Regions from separate parts of the Mus musculus genome. Here region 2 is linked to region 1. A link is a loop called in an ENCODE intact Hi-C map of the cell type or tissue named here. Cell type or tissue: heart. All regions are shown on one strand.

Region 1 (2,500 bases):
ACCTGGTGCGTTCTATAGCCCAAAGCATGAGTTTATCTATAGAACTACATTGCAGAGAGCGGTAGCACAGAATTATTAGCAGCGTGTCGATTCCTTGAGACACCACACATCTGACCTTTCGTCTTCATCCGGAACCTTTCTTGTGGCCGTAAATAAGACACCAATACTGAACTCCTACTGGCCCGATTCCACCCATTAATACTGACGTCAATCTCACATCAGTCTTTCTGTCTTTCCACAGAAGAAACCCACTGGGTCTTAGCCTGTATGTGCCATGAGATAGAAGCCTAAGTCATTAAGATGTCCTGGGAGTTTAGAGGCAGGGGCTTTTGCTCAGTAATAGAGTGTTGGCCTAGGAAGTGCAACAAGGCCTTGTGTTTGGTTCCAACGATGAAAAGAAAAAAAAAAAAAAAAAAGATCCTGGGAAGGGTAACAAAGGAGACTTCTGTCAGCAATCAGGCCAGGGAGCCAAGAGAGCTAAGCGGATAAATTGCTTGCTTCAAAACTGAACATGTTGTTCCTGAACATAGTTCAAGATGTAAAAAATGAGCAAAGTGTCCTTGAGGAACCCAAACGGATGCTACTGAATCCATGTACTGTTATCGCTGAAAATAAATGAAAAGGGGAAACCCCGTTATCCCCTCCTAGAATCGATTTTCCTCTATCTTAAAAGGCAATATTGAACTAATCTGCTGGCGTTTAGAAGGAAAACCTTTGTCCAGGAGTGCTTCTCAAACTTAGGGGTCATATTTAAAGGCAAATCTGATTTTCTATATTTGAGTGGATCCCGGGAGTCCGTATTTCCCACACCCCGTTGAGGTTGGTGGACCGAAAACCCTGAAGAACACTACTGCCACCTGCTGGCTATAATTCACGTTGCAAAGCAAGGCCTAGAAAAACAAGTGTTGACCATTAGAGAGAGGCCTTAGAGCAGTTCTCCCTGTCTTCCGCTTCATCTCTGACTTTAGTGGACTCTTTAAACCACACTTGGATTTCGCTAATTTCCTGAAATCTTCATCTCAGGGGTTATGCTTGGATGTAGGCACTATGGGAGAAAGCCAGCTGGACAGGGAAGGCTAGAAGGCACTTGTAGACTTGGGATAAAAAGCTCTGAGATTTTCTGAAGATGGCGTTGAGGCAGACAAGCATCCCTGTGGTCTCCTCCAAACCTCCTCTGTTTTCAGTAAGCCGTTTCAGCCCGTTCTCAAGTTCAACTTTTTCTCCATCCACGAATCTGCGTCACCACTCCTCAATAATTACTTCTAACCAATTTCGCTTCAAACTTTGTCAACTCAGAAACATTTAGTACTTTCAACAGCCCCCTTCCTTGCCTATAGGGCTTTTTGTTAATGGAGGACAGGCAACACCAGCCCCAAAGAAGCCCTGCAGTTTAGGGACATGTGTGCAGTTCCGCCCATGCCCACAAGGGGGTGCTGGCCACTGGGTGTTCTTGGATGCTGTCGCTCAAAATTCCTTACTCTCCTGTCTCCCTTGAAATACTCCCTTTCTGAAATACTCTTGTCTGCCAAAAGCATTAATGCAACAATCCATTCTTCATTTTTTAAATTAATGTTAAGGCTATATGGACTCCAATAAGTGCCTCAGCCCCGCAGTGAACAGTCAGTTTTCCCATACTTAGTCGTTCGGGGTACCACTACAGAGGACGATATCCAACACGGATTTGCTAGCCGTGTAGCATTCATTGAAAGGTTGAAGCTAGCCTTCAGCCCCACCATCCCTCCCTCAGCTCTTACTGTCCCTCCTGCACGGCAGATCCACCTTACCCCTGGTTTTTGTTTTCTGCGGTTTTGATTACCCGTCATCAATTGCGATCTAAAAATAGTAAATGGAAAATTCTAGAAATAAATAACCCTCAAGGTTTTATTAGTTATTATAGTATATTGTCATAATTATTCTTCTTTGTTACTAGTTATTGCTAGTCTGTTAGTGTGTGTAACTTATAAATTAAGTTATATATAAGCTATATATAATTTAACTTATATAATATATATATTCATATATATATAGTTTAATTCATACCGGTGAATTTATATTACATATAATTATTGCCCATATATGTGAAAACAGCTAAAATATATCATTTAATTCATTTTTTTTTTATATTCCCCTGAGTGGGAGACAAGATGGTTAGGTAGGAGCACTCAGAGTCAGGCCAAATCACAGAATGCTTTTCTGTCCCTCAGACTGCAAAATTGACTTGTCCTTCTTAATTGATGGGAGCACCAGCATCGGCAAGCGCCGCTTCCGGATCCAGAAGCAGTTCCTAGCGGACGTCGTCCAGGCTCTTGACATCGGCCCTGCCGGTCCCCTCGTGGGTGTTGTTCAGTACGGGTAAGTGCAGCTCGTGCTGAGCCCGGCTATCCCTGCGCCCCTAGCTGCAAGCCACAATGTGTCCTGAAGGACTGATTTCATTCTCTTCTCTAATGCAAATGTAAAAAAAAAAAAAAAAAAAAAAAAAAAAGGATGCAACCCAGCTGCC
Region 2 (2,500 bases), 110 kb before region 1:
GAGGTAAGAGGTGGTCATGGATTTGAGGCCAAACAAGACTACATATAAGATCTTGTCTCAGACTGGATTGAGGGTAGACACAGAGGAAAAGAGAAAAGATACTAAATTCTGCCGCTTGGGGCTTGAATCGAGCTTCTTATTTGCTTCCACATCAGAAGACGGGATCTTTTTGAACCTCACGTAACTCTTGAGCCTGTTGGTCTAAGCCATAAACTTTTACAATCCAATCATCCATTCATAATTCCAAAAGGGCATTCTCATACTGCTGCTACATATTAAGGGAGTAGGGACCCTGCAGAGGTAAAGTTTTTATTTTAATTCCTCAAATGACTTTAAGCACAGCTATAGCATTAACTTCAATAGCAGAATGAGTTAAAAAACACTGGTCAGTGAGCTGATAATCTTCTCCAGCTTGGCTTCTTAGGTTTACTATGCAACAACATATTCCTTGGCACCAGAATCTATTTGCTGTGCTTTGATGCCAAGGATTACATGATCAGAACGCACTGAGTTTGGTTGGAAGGAGTTTTGCCTGGTAGAATTCAAAAGCAGTTTTTCCCTTTTAGGCTAGTTATTTGCTGAGATATATGAGTTATTAATGTGAAAGTAAATACTGTGGTCAGTGAGGCTTTGGTAGATAAACTGAACCTATAACCTATACATGTATGGTGGTTAGTAACCCATTTTCACATATGTGCTTAAATGAAGTACTTCAAATTATTATTTCATGGGCTATCAGGAATATTTCAAATATTAGACTTTTTCTATATCTGACCATTCATTTGGCTTTTATTCCAAGCTCCATGGCATACCCTGAAGTTATACGTGGATAAAACTTAGCTTTGGAATTCAAGGAGTTCACAAAGATTGCTATTATAGCACACCTGTTGCTGGGTCCATTGAACACAAAAAAAGTGAGTAATGAGAACAGAACGGGACATGAAAAGAGACACTGTGCTGAGACTGAGGCAAGAGCATCCCAGTCAGACAGGAAGGAAGCTACTGTGCTAATCCAGAACAAGCAAGCAGAACCGGCAGTCCCCCAACTCTGCCAAAGGCATCACAGGATGGGAGAAAGAGGCTTGACAGACCACAAGAGGCACCCAAGAGCTGATATGCCTTGTCCCAGAGATTGGATTCAATGAGAAGAGCAAACTGGAGGAACTAAGACTGGAAACAACAGAACAAATCAGAAATTTTTATGCCTGTCCAAATGAAAAATTGTGGCAATGGAATATTTTTTTTAGCTATGGAAAGAAATAAAGGACAAGACCATGCTGCAATACAAATGAACCAAAAAAGACATCATGCTAAGCAAAGGAAGATGACCACGAAGCCCATATAGTGTCTGATTGTATCTTTATGAAATGGTAGAACTGGCTAATTTATAGAGACAAGGTTGATTGGGGATTGCTGTGTGCTGGTAGCTAGGGGGAAGTGAAAAATAAGGAGTGTGGGACCCTTCCTAGGGTGATGAAATGTTCTAAACTAGATTTTGGTGAATAGACACATGGCTTTGTGTCTATGAGCCTCTGGGCTGTATGTAGCAAAGGATGGATTTGATGGTAGTAGCTCAGTGTCAGAATGCCTTACTATGAGTCCCTGAGATTGATCCCAAACTCACAAAATCAGACAGACAGACAGACACACACACACACACACATACACACCACATATACAGACACACAGAGCCACAAACACTGATACACACACACATATCCACAGACACACACACACACTCACACACTCAAAGACACACACACTGCACCGCCTCAGGTGTGCATTTCTTAATCAAAAAGCAAATGATGAAGTGGGAGAGGTCCCGATGCCCTGATTCTGTGCTGCTGGTCTGTGTGATGGACACCAGAGTTAAGGGCAGAGTGTATCAGTAAGCTAAGGATTCCATAACAAAGACCATGGGTTGAGTGCTTAAGTAACAAGAATTGATTCCCTGTGTTTCTGAAGGGCAGGGAAGCCCAAGGTCAAGATGCCTACAGGTCTAGTTGACTGTCCTCTTTCTAACAGATAGCTCCTCATGTGTTCTCACATAAAGAGAGGAAGAGAGAGCTGATCTATCCGAACCCTCTCCCTTTCCTTGTGAGGACACTAATCCTGTGGCAGAAACTTCACCCTTAATGACCCCTTGTAAATGTAATTGCCTCCCCAGGATTTACCTTCAAATGCCATCACATTAAGGATTGGGGCCTCAATACATACACTTGAGGGTAGTCAAGAAATCCATCCATACACGAATTACTAAGATGGTAATGAGAAACCGAGTCGCTAAGGAAACTATGACATGGCCAAAGACAAGGCAGATCTTCCCTGATGGTCTAGTTCCTGCCTTCTTCTTCCCTTATGTGTCTTTAAGCTTGTTCATTTGAGTAAAGACTAAGGCTTGGGCTAGACCATTAGGGAAGATTCCTGCTTAAGGAAGAGACTGAAGGACCTCTGAAGGTCGAAGATCATCAGCAAGCAAAGCAGTAAGCCAAAGCACTGA

Evidence for each region. Hi-C counts contacts between places; a loop is a spot of excess contacts. Peaks named below come from ENCODE experiments on the same cell type or tissue, not always from the same donor. Only the 100,000 strongest peaks of a DNase experiment are listed, where the experiment ranks them.
Region 2: a loop joins it to region 1, with 5 times the contacts of the local background. A loop is called at or near these places in 6 of 42 quality-filtered maps.

What each region holds. Positions count from the first base shown.
Region 1 is chr17:78,603,217-78,605,716 of GRCm38, forward strand. It overlaps Vit (vitrin), which reads left to right. Exons shown (of 14, transcript NM_028813.2): 10 at 2,205-2,352. Among named protein-coding and RNA genes, the nearest start is that of Gm32573, 16 kb to the left of the region's middle. In heart, CTCF peaks have their summits at 856 (motif pointing left) and 1,438 (motif pointing right); a DNase peak (open chromatin) is centred at 875; H3K27ac peaks cover 221 bases.
Region 2 is chr17:78,495,904-78,498,403 of GRCm38, forward strand. No RefSeq gene overlaps it. Among named protein-coding and RNA genes, the nearest start is that of Vit, 11 kb to the right of the region's middle. In heart, a CTCF peak has its summit at 1,100; a DNase peak (open chromatin) is centred at 1,058; H3K27me3 peaks cover 311 bases.